2 separate regions of the Homo sapiens genome follow, and region 1 is linked to region 2. The links are chromatin contacts, found by Hi-C or POLR2A ChIA-PET in ENCODE. All regions are on one chromosome and are shown on one strand. Each heading gives the region's core, a stretch centred on a gene start or an enhancer-like site at or near the end of the contact. The rest is flanking DNA. Distances are from core to core; before and after follow the strand shown. Region 1 has its middle 56 kb from the start of LINC02026. Region 2 overlaps LOC102724877.

Region 1 (5,715 bases), core at 2,144-4,643, 140 kb after region 2:
TCACATCGAGCTTTTTGCTGAGGAAACCCTTGCTAATCTCTCATTCAGAAATGCTCCTTTGGGGAGTGGTTCCCTTCCATTTCAGAAGGACCTATCTCCCTTGACTGCCCCTGGGAAAGAGTAGATGTTTTCAATGCTTCCATCGTGTGCACTGTGAACTTCTCCAAAATAGTTCTTTCAAAGTAAGGTTTTGGGTGAACATAAATGAGAAACTCTAACTCCCCAGGGGAAAATTTACCATAAGAACTCAGGCTTCGGCCTCAGGTAATATTGAATCTGGGTTTCCAGCAGTGAGATTGAGAATGTGAGGCATGCCAGCAAGACAGACCCGTCCTGATTCTGCTGCGAGGCCCGGCTGGAGGCCCACCCAGTCTGTCTGAAGTTCCCAGGTTCGTTCTGGGGAGTCCTCTGAGAAGGGTTTCTCAACCTCGACACTACTGGTCTTCTCATCAGTTGCAGGGACACGAGGAAGCAAGTTATATAGTTTGTTTATAATAGAGTAGTTACTATAGGTTTGGAATCAAAGATATGAGGTCACACCCCAGCTTCCATTGCTCAATTTTCTCACCTGTTAAATGCGGATAATATCACTCACCTGAGAGAGTAGTTATGAAGAATAAATGTGGTAATGTGTGCAAGTGGCTATTTATCAAATGCCTGGCACATAGTACATGCTAACTAAATGGTACGTTTACTACTTCCTAATGTGGACTTTTCAGAGAAGCGTGTGGATGGGGGCATTAATATTTAGGGAGCACTCTCTTTATAGTACACCTCCTATGATTGCTTACATGGAAAGCAGGGAGAATAGACCCTTTGCTCCTCAGGTGTGGGCCAGCTGTCAACTTAAGGCGATGCTGGTACCTGGCACCAGAGGCTGAGTGTGGAAAAAATGAATGCTACCTGTTCCCTTTTCTTAGCTGTAATGCAAAAAGGCTAAAATGTTCTATTCTTTAGTGATCTCTTCATTGATTCTTAATTGAGGTAGTTACTGTGACATGCTTTGGCAGCTGAGATTATAGCTTGAAGTTTATGAAGAGAAAAGACTTTTATCTTCACTTATGGCTGAGTCTTGGATCTTACCAAGTTGCCTATCCAGGTTTGGTGGTCAGCAGCCAAGCTGCTCCCCATGCTTCTTCCCCTAACTACCAACATTCCTTCACAACCCTCAGCATTCAGAACTCAAGCTCTCAAAGCCTGGGCGAGAAATCCTGAATTATCCTGTTGGTCAACTTAGGTAAAGTGAGAATAGTTAGAAAACGTAAATGAGTGAAACAGAAGGAAAAGACAGTGAAATAACCATTCATTGATTAATTCCACAACCATTTGGTACCATACATACTGCATGCCAGCTACTGGTCATGGTGCTAAAGTTACAAAGATGAACAAAACTCAGCCTCTGACCTCAAAAATATAGTGGCTGCTTTTTGTTCTGGGTGCTGGTTGAAATTTGAAAACATTTGGCTGGTTGTATACTTAAGATTTGGGTGGTTTTTGATGTATGATATTCTTCATACATTGTGTGTTTAGTGGCAGACACAGACACCAGAACAGGTGATTCTAAGTGCTAGTTACAGATACACCCAGGGCATTGTAGGAGAATAGGGGTCCAGGTGGGAGAAGCATGTTGGGTCCTGGAAGAGATGCTAGCATAAGCAAGGTTATGGAGGAGAAAAGACACCAGGGCAGGAAACTAGGAAGAGCCCCGTGTTGCTTGGCACATAAACTGTGAGGCAGGAAATGATGAGCATGGAGGGTTGAAGAAGGACTGGGGGTTTTATGTCTATGGAGGGTAGACTCTATCAGGTGGACAATGGGGAGCTCTGGGCAGGTGTCAGCCAAAGGGAGGAAGTGGTGAGATGTGCATCTTAGACACAGTTGGCAGAGGTTGGCTCAAGGCCAGGGGCACTTTTAATCCCATTGCCATTTTCCAGATGAGAGATGGGTGACAGCTTGAACGAAGATACAAAATTTCATGCATAATATGCATGTACACACACACATACTCACACACATCTCCAACGGCTGCAATAAAAGAAGATTTTCATATACCATACGATTCTACAGAAAATCCCATTTGAGTCTGGCAGACATAAAGGTATAATTGTCTAAGAGGAACTCATTTATCTCTTAAAACTTTTAATATCTCAAGATTCGGAGTGTGAGTTCAATGTCTCCTATGTCAGATATAAGCAGCACACATGAGGGCTGGGTGCGGTGGCTCATGCCTGTAATCTCGGCACTTTGGAAGGCCGAGGCAGGTAGATCACAAGGTCAGGAGATGGAGACCATCCTGGCCAACATGGTACAAAAGTACAAAGGTACTAAAAGTACAAAAAAATTAGCTGGGTGTGGTGGCATATGCCTGTAGTCCCAGCTACTTAGGACGCTGAGGCAGGAGAATCGCTTGAACCTGGGAGGCGGAGGCTTCAGTGAGCCGAGATCGCGCCACTGCCCTCCAGCCTGGCAACAGAGCCAGACTCCGTCTCAAAAAAAAAAAAAAAAAAAAAAACCACATATCTTGTATCTTTTGTATTTTTAGGGGGGAAGAAATTTGGGAGGAAGTCATTTTTTATTCTCTCAGTGGTTTATTTGCTGCTTGTCTCATCTTTGAAATATTTTCTGTTATCTACTTTACTGGCGAGACTCTAGTCCAGGGAGTGAACACTCTGGCTTAGCTCATCTTTTCCACCTTTAGCTATTCACTTCTTTTCTCATATGTTCCAGAAGAAACTCCCAAGTAGCAAAATTGATGAAGAGACTTTATCGCCTCTGCATAACCCCAGATTGCCTGACGTGTTTTCTCATGTCTTGTTCTTTTTTTCCTCGCTCTTGTCCTCCAGGTTTGAGTGCAATGGCTTGATCTCGGCTCACTGCAACCTCCGCCTCCCAGGTTCAAATGATTCTCCTGCCTCTGCCTCCCAAGTAGCTGGGGTTAAGGTGCCTGCCACCACACCCGGCTAATTTTTGTATTTTTTAGTAGAGATGGGGTTTCACCATGTTGGCCAGGCTGGTCTCGAATTCCTGACCTCAGGTGATCCGCCCGCCTCAGCCTCCCAAAGTGCTGGGATTACAGGCATGAGCCACTGCGCCTGGCCACATCCTGTTTCTTTAAAACAGAAGGCTGAAAGGTCTAGCCATCTATCCAAGAACAATGGCCAGCCCCTCTGTAGGCAGGCTCTGAGAGAGACGTCGATGATGCCAGACTCTCAATGGGGAGGGTAAGTTTGTGAGTGTGGACAGCGGTCTCATCGGCTGCAGGGAATTTTGAAAGAGGGATGGGGGACTGCAATGACTCACTATATTCTTCAAAGCCTTGCCTGTACACCAGGTGTAGGAGAGAAGAGGAGGTGGTGACAAGTACATGTGGTCATCTATCCAAACTCTCATGTTTCAAAGGAACATTAATTTCATTGTCCCCAGAGAGGAGAAGTAAATAATGAGGTATTGTCTAAGTCAGGTTGTTTCCTGCTGGAAGCTAGAATTCTGCAAAGTGTTGGACTTCGATCTAGACTTGGCTTTAGGTCTGTATGAGCCACTTGTGGGGAGCGTGGCTTTTGGCAAGTTACTTTACCTCTTGAAAACCCATTTCCTCTTTGTAAAAATGGGATAATAGAGCATGTCTTTTTGCCTTTAAAGGTTATGCAACATGCACTCATATGTTAATTGCTGCACTGTTCACATAGCAAAGACAGGGAATCAACCTAGGTGCCCACCACTGGTAGATTGGATCAAGAAAATGTGGTACATATACACCATAGAATACTACACATCCATAAAAAGAGTGAAACCATGTCCTTGCAGCAACATGGATGCAGCTGGAGGCTGTTATCCTAAGTAAATTAATGCAGGAACAGATAATCAAATATTGCATATTGTTTCTTAGGCGTAGGAGCTAAACACTGGGTACTCGTGGACATCAAGACGGTAATAGAAACTGAGGACTACTGGAGGGGGAGAGGGGGACAAGGGTTGGAAAACGAACTATTGGGTACTATGCTCAGTACCTGGGTAACAGGGTTAATTGTGTCCCCAAACCTCACCATCTTGCAATATACCCAGGTAATAAACCTGCACACGTACCCTCTGAATATAAAATAAAAGTTGAAATTATAGAAAAAATAAAAAAATAAAAAAGACTGTGAGATATTGGGAATGGAAATATTTTGGACATTGAAGAGTGCATTTTGAAAATAATGCTCTAATGTGAGAATTTTCTCCCGAGCGTTAACGAACTCACCACAGAGGCAACCTTGGTTATAGTGAAGGGGTCTGAGGAACAAGGAGAAAGTACACAAGATGCTCCCTCAAGGAGGCAAGAGTATACAACAACGTCTTGATTGATTATCCATTTTAGAGAGATCTATGGTAAATGCTCACGGGCTTTGTCTGGCCCCTCCGCATACCTCTCTCTTTGCAGAGTTTTGGAAACTCATTTCCACCCTCGCCAAGGCAAAAACACACTGGAAAGTGAAGCTGAGATTCAGTCATATTAGAAGGGGGCACTGGCCTCAGTACCCCCACCTGGGTTTGGGTCTCAGCTCTGCCCTTCTCTCCCTGCAGGCACCCGGGTAGGAATCTTCCCTCTCCGGGCCTCCGTTTCCCATCCGTATGTTGGTTAGAATATTATTAAGGTCCTTTTCAGCACTTGAAATGGATTCTGTGCTGTCCCAAGGCATCCAGTCAATCCCAGCTTCTAGTTGCTGCAGTGACTGGGTCACTGGTGCAGCATCTCCGGTCCACTCACAGCAGCAGTCAGGAACTTATGTTGCTGTGCTGATTTTCTGGTCCTCGTCCTGTTTCCTCACAGTGGCATGACGGATCGGACATGCCATGCGACTGCATGGTGGCTCAGCTTTCCTGGCATGCAAGAACGTGCAGGGTGCATACAGATGCCATGTTTTCTAACCATCGCAACTTTGAGGAGGCAGCAGGAGATGAGGCTTAGGAGGGAAGTGATTGCTCTACACAGCAACCCACGGTGGTGGGAAGAGGGGTCAATTGTAAAGTTGTAGGCCACCGGCTGAGACCTGCTGAGTGATGAGCATTACTCAGAGAGTGGGTCCAGTTCCCATTTTAGACCCAAAGTAAACTCTCCAGGCTCTGTTGTAGTTGGCTAATGGCAATCCCCAAACCACAGGCTCCAGAGATATGAGCCAGTGTTCCAGGAGAAGCCACCCGCAGGAGAGGGGAGGATGAAGGGAGAGAGCCTGGCTCAGAGTCCTGTGCTTTGGGGACTGATTGCTTCAGATGGAGGCATAGTGCCTCCTTTAGTTCAGGGTTCAGTGCTAAGATCTCAAGCAAAATCCAATCCACGTTCACAGATGCGCATATGGGAAGGGTGTTGAACTCGTTCTCCCCAAAGTCAACATCAAGAGAACCGAGGGACTGGTGGAGTCACTTGGAAGTTCTTCATTCTTTTTTTCTCAAGCTCAGAAAGACCAGCATACCACTTAGAGGCTTGGTTTGGACAGCTCTCCAAACCCCTGGTCAGATTGCTCTCTTGCAGCTAAAACACAGGGTTAGCTGAATTTTCTTCCAGACTTCATTGCAAACGATTATCTTGGCATATTATCTGTAACATTTCCTTTGGAGAGTTCCTCCATGTTAGAAAACAAAAAGTTTGCCATACCCTGTGAATGACTGAATTAAGAAGTAAAACCTCAAATCAGTCAAGATGCATGAAGATTTGAGTGACTTGTGAGCATGAATTAC
Region 2 (5,777 bases), core at 1,966-4,465:
GCTTTGAGGAAGAAGAAAAAAAAAAAAAACGACCCAAGACCCAGAAACAAATGCATGTGAAATTAAAACTCCATGCCTTTTAATGCAGTTAAAAAACATCAGAGAGGAAAATGTTGCCATTTATCGATTCCACCCTGGTGACTGAGGGAAGATTTCAGACAGAGGAATATAATTAATAAATAATAATAATACATTAATAAAAACTCAAGCTTTTTACTGCTATCTTGTTGCTTAGAAGTTATTTCATTTTAGGATTCTATAGAGTAACTTTTCCTCTTTAGTTCTTACGAGACATATACCAAACTCTGTGTAATTTTCAATGATTATTCATACGCAGTGACGCTAGGAAAGGGTCTTGCATGCAGGTGTTCAGTAAACATCTGATTAATTAATAAGCACATCAATAAGAGGGAAGAACCTCAAAAAGGAAAGAGTGTCCCAGCATAAACATGCGTGGTCAATATGAAGGCAAGCCCAGTCCGTCCTGGGAGACGTTTGCGATGGTGACAAAGGGAGGGTGGACAGAAAAATGGGGAATAAGGGCCTGGCACAGTGACTGTAATCCCAGCACTTTGGGAGGCCGAGGTGGGCAGATCACCTGAGGTCAGGCGTTCAAGACCAGCCTGGCCAACATGCTGAATGAAACCCTGCCTCTACAAAAAAAAAAAAAAAAAAAAAAAAAAAACCAGAAAAAAAAAAATAGCCAGGCATGGTGGTGCGTGCCGGTAATCCCTGCTACTCAGGAGGCTGAGGCAGGAAAATCACTTGAATCCAGGAGGCGGAGGTTGCAGTGAGCCAAGATCGTGCCATTGCACTCCAGCCTGGGTGACAGAGGAAGACTCTGTCTCAAAAAAAAAAAAAAAAAAAGAAAGAAAAAAAGAAAAATGGGGAATTAAAATATGGTGGTGGTGATATGGCTGGGAGGGGTGGTGGGAGGGAAAAGCCTTGAAACTTAGGAGAGGGTGTCAGAGCAAGAGAGTGAAACAAAGCAAAGAACTTGGGCCGAGTGTGATCCTCATGTATCATTAATAGCCCATAAATAGTATTACCTGATTGATTACCCTAAATTAGTGAGTGTGTTTCCTTAGGACGTCCTAGTGTCCCCACAGCACTGCCCTGTTCTTTCTTCCATTCAGACAGACGACAAATCTTTATATCCTAAATCATGAGAGTCCCAGTTTTTCCAAGCACCATAGTAGATTTTCCTCCATTTAGTCAACTCACATTGAGTGGATGCTGCTACGAGTAGTTCCAGATGCCAGTTGACATGGACATGGATGGAAACAGCTGGAATGCAGGCAGGACACTTTGGCTCTAAACCGAGGTACATAATTCCCTTCTTCTCTCTGAGCCTGTTTCCTGGTCTGTAAGATGGAAACGTGTGCATAGATGTGAACTCCTTGGGAGGTGAAAAATGATATTAGGAGTTCCTGAAGCAACTTTTCTAGGTGACTCATGGGATGGTGGAAGGACTCAGTCCTACCCAGAGGCTCTGTTCTCACCACAGGTCGACCAGATACAGCTCAGATGGCCCCTCCTCCCTGGGGTTGGAGTAGGAGCTGGGGAGCAGTTTGTGCCCTGAAGCCATCTGGAGGGTGGGTGAGCAATCAGGCCCTCTCCTGAGATCTTTGCTGTTCCCTGGGTGTGAGTTAATACCCAAGGAGAGGCTGGTGGGTAAATAATGAGGTGGTGGCTGATTGAGCTCAAGGTGTGATTCCTCTCAGGGGTCTTTATGTGTGAACAGACAACTCACAAAGAATGAAAGCTTTAAGACACGGAGGCATGAAGCATTTTCTTTCTGGGGCTGTCCGTTTGTGACCTCAGGCAAGCTTCGAAGCTGGGCCTCCATTGTCTGACACTAGGGGAAGGGGGAGTAGGGGGTACCAAGGGGCCTCTCCCAGAGCTTTGCCTGCGCAGAGGTTCCTGAGCACCTGGACACTCAGGCATGGAGATGCACTGGGGTGGAGGAGGGGTACAGGGAAACGGGGCTGGCCAGGCTCAGTGGCCACAAGTTAGAGGCACTCATGGAAGCTCGACTCAGGGCACGGGTTGGAAAATGCACTCTGATAATAACTCGCATGGCTAGTGCCAGCCCTTGCACTCCTTTGGAACACTAGGTGTTATGGAGTGTGTGTGTGTCCCTCCTTCACACAGTAGTGCACCATACGTACTGTCTCCATAAGTTGCTTTCTTGCTCTTAAAAACCATTTAAGAGCATTTTGGGAGGCTGAGGCAGGTGGATCACCTGAGGTCAGGAGTTCGAGACCAGCCTGGCCAACATGGCGAAACCCCATCTCTACTAAAAATACAAAAATTAGCTGGGCGTGGTGGAGCACGCCTGTAATCACAGCTACTCGGGAGGCTGAGGCAGAGAATAGCTTGAACCCGGGAAGCGGAGGTTGCAGTGAGCCAAGATCACGCCATTGCACTCCAGCCTGGGTGACAAGAGCAAAACTCCATCTCAAAAGAAAAAAAAAAAAGAAAGAAAACAAACAACAACAACAACAGCAATAAAAAGCGTATCCTGGAGACAGCTCCATATCAGAATGTAAAGTGGTAACAATCTTTTTTAGATGGATGGTTAGCATTTCATTTTATTTGACCACAATTTTCTAAAGTACTTGCTGCTGCTGGACGTCGGGTAGTTTTTACTACGTTGCCATTCACAGTCTAGCCTTTAACATTACCTGCATTACCTATTGATGTAATTTGGTGCAGTGAAAATTGCTGGGGACAAAAAAACTGAGATGAAATTCTATCCTAAATCTGTTTGAATTAGGTTTGACTCTAGGCAAGTGTCACTGCCTTTGTGGGCCTCAGTTTTAGCACCTGTCATATAGGGACATAAGACTCCATCTAGTACCGGGTGTCCCTCCCAGGATGTCTGTCTCTGACCCCTTGAGCCTCCCCGAACCCCAGAAGCAGCGGAGCAGCCCACAGAGGGTCAGCCCCAGCTGGGGCTGTGGGTGAGGTCAGTGGAGCTCGGTGGCTGGGTAAGCCTCTCCGTCGCAGATCTCGGTGATGCAATGTTGCACTCCAGCAAGTTTGGCCTTGCCCTCCCCTGGATCCAGCGTGACTCAGGGCCTGTAGCGTGGCTTCCCCCGCAGCAAATGAGCTGCAAGACACCTTTCTTGGCAATGGGCTTAACGAGGGCTCCCGGAATGTCTGATTACTCATCTGTTTTGCAACGGCAGCAAACTCCCAGTGAGAAGAGGCAGCTAGCGTGGCTTCCTTCCTGAATTAATGACTTAAGCATTATGAATGACTAATCAGTTCAGCCCCGAGCAGAACCGGGTGGTTAAGTTGGGGTTGGGGGTGGCAGTGAGGCAGATGCTGCTGGTGTGGGGTGTGCTTTCACCTCTGCTTGAATGCTTCTGGGCCTTGATGCTCTCCTTTTGGGGGTCAGAATTGGGGCCGGACGTCCCAAGACACTGACCTCCCCCTTCTCCTAAGGCCTGTCTACCTGCCACTCCTCACTGTCAGCTGATGGCAAGCTTCCCTTCCAGTCTTAGCTTGGGTCATGCAGAAGGAAATCTAAATGCTTATAGGGAAATCGCAGAATGAAACCCAGGGTGAGAGGGCCAAATGCATTTTGTATGCTATACTCTGCTGTGTACCTAAGAGGGATTTTTGAAATTAGTCTTATTTTATTTTAATTAATTAATTTATTCATTTTGGGACGGAGTTTCACTCTGTCTCCCAGGCTGGAGTGAAGTGACGCAATCTCGGCTCACTGCAACCTCCGCCTCCCAGGTTGAAGTGATTCTCCTGCCTCAGCCTCCTGAGTAGCTGGGACTGCAGGTGTGCGCCACCATGCCCTAATTTTTGTATTTTTAGTAGAGACGGGGTTTCACCATGTTAGCCAGGCTGGTTTCGATCTCCTGACCTCAGGCAATCCGCCCACCTCAGCTTCCCAAAGTGCTGGGATTACAGGCTTGAGCCACCCTGCCCAGCTGAAATTAGTCTTTTACTGGGAGAAAGGCATAAAGGTGGTGGGTAGCTTTCTTTTTTTGCCACACGTTTGGGATAAGAACTACAGATCAAGAACTTTAAGGAATTTTGCATCTCTTCTCTGGCTGGTTTCTTCGCCCCTCTTATCTCAGACAGCTTATTGCAGACTCTAGGATTAGTGGGGAGCAGGAGGGAATGTGTCCCCTTTAAGGCAAAGTCTCTGGTTTCACTTCCCAAACATCTGCCTCGCTCTTGGGGAGGTCCTCTCTGACTGGCTCTGAGCATATAAAGTTAATTTGTGTGGGGATTCCTGGAGAAAGGCCAACTAGAGTGAATTTTTGATGATTCTGTCTTAAGAGATGATTTCCACAAAGGCCAGGTCTATCCCCATCTCTTAGGTTGGGAAGCTGATGACCTTGTAAGCAACAAGGCCCTTCCGATGAGATGAACTTTGCTACCATTGTTGCAAAGAAAGTTTTCCTGCCTCCCTCCATTTCTTTTCTCAAGGTTCCCCTTTCGGGTCTGCCCCAGCCCGGCCCTCTGCTTTCCAGCAATCAGGCGACAATTCTTTGTGGTGCTTGAGAGCATGTCCAGATGATCACTGTGCAGTGCAAGTCTCACCTGGGCCTCACGCCGCTGGCCTCCCCTGGTCCCTATCCCAGAGGCCCTGACACAAGCTCCTTTGTTCTGGGCACTGGGTCCTGCCAGGCGTTCCCTCCTCTTGGCCCAGGCTCAGGTGGAGAGCTCTCCCCATGTCCCTAGCTCCTCAGAGAAGAGGGTCCTTTCCTGTTGGCTCCTTCCCCATGGCTCCACTTGGAAACTGCTCTCCTGATGGACACGCAGGATGTGCTGCCTCAGCCTGTGCCATTTTGGGCTTGGCCCACAGGAAGTTCTCTGAGCATCCAGGCTGTCCTGGACCACCTGTCTTCACCACCACGCACTGGGCCTTGCCTCTGGGGTTGGTATTGAGATGCTTTCATGGCTCCACCGTGGTCAGTCCACTCACACTCACCGTGGGCTCTCTGAATTTCCTGCGCTTCCCATCGTATCTCCTTTCCAGGACTTTGTGGGCTTACGTGCCCTCTCGAGGTTGAAGGGAATCGCCATTTAATACAGGGCTCTGGCCAACACAAACATTCAGTTGTTGAATGGATGCATGGGTGCATGGCTGTGATCTTGGGCATGCCCACATTGTCTTAAGAACTTTAAAATTGCCTTTTGCTACATCTGCCTGGACCAGCCCCTCCATCCTCAATCGCCTTCCTGGGCACAGGTTCGCTTTCTTTGGAACAATGGGAGCAAAGTTCATCTCATCAGAGGGCCCTTACTGCTTACAAGTTCATCAGCTTCCCAACCTGAGAGACGAGAATAGAGTCGGCCTTTGTGGAAATCATCTTTTAAGACAGAAACTTTAATGATTCAGAACAAGTCGCCCTAGTTGGCTTTTCTCCAGGAATTCTTTCATAAATTTACTTTTAATGCTCAGAGCAGATCAGAGAGGACCTCCCCAAGAGTGAGGCAGACCTTTGGGAAGCAGGCCTTCCCAAATATGAGGTAAAATGTATTTTTTCTCTTCCAAATTCAGAGTCTCTTAGCATCTGGATAAGCCTAAGTCCTAGTGTAAAATGCTCCAAGAGATAAACCCTGTGTTTCTCTCCTCTGCCGAGTGCCTCTCTGGGCCTTGGGCTTTTGCCCCTTTCCCCATTTACTATCCTCCAATCCACAGCCTAGGGGAGCACAGGCTCGGCTCTTAGTGCAGAAATCATGCCTTTTTAAGTAGAGCACCAACATGTCTATTTCTGGAGACTAGAGACAAAGCTAATGCA

What was found. Hi-C counts contacts between places; a loop is a spot of excess contacts on that map. ChIA-PET counts read pairs that join two places held with the same protein, here RNA polymerase II (POLR2A). Pooled maps may share reads with other maps.
Region 1: a loop to region 2 is called in a map of PC-9, with 9 times the contacts of the local background. The contact joins two enhancer-like sites. A Hi-C loop is called at or near these places in 1 of 168 maps with a recorded cell type or tissue (PC-9) and 1 of 50 pooled maps. POLR2A ChIA-PET finds 5 or more read pairs at or near these places in 5 of 52 experiments (Caco-2, HEK293T, MCF 10A and 2 more).

The regions. Positions count from the first base shown.
Region 1 is chr3:193,944,774-193,950,488 of GRCh38, reverse strand. No RefSeq gene overlaps it. Among named protein-coding and RNA genes, the nearest start is that of LINC02026, 56 kb to the left of the region's middle. Within about 2 kb of position 3,393, at least 2 of the 41 ENCODE cell types and tissues checked have a DNase peak (open chromatin) inside an H3K27ac peak, as active enhancers do; they include PC-3, where a contact is called at or near this core.
Region 2 is chr3:194,087,094-194,092,870 of GRCh38, reverse strand. LOC102724877 reads right to left here. Exons shown (of 6, transcript XR_002959666.2): 4 at 1,225-1,364. Among named protein-coding and RNA genes, the nearest start is that of LINC02028, 19 kb to the right of the region's middle. RefSeq lists a silencer at 5,777. Within about 2 kb of position 3,215, at least 15 of the 41 ENCODE cell types and tissues checked have a DNase peak (open chromatin) inside an H3K27ac peak, as active enhancers do; they include PC-3, where a contact is called at or near this core.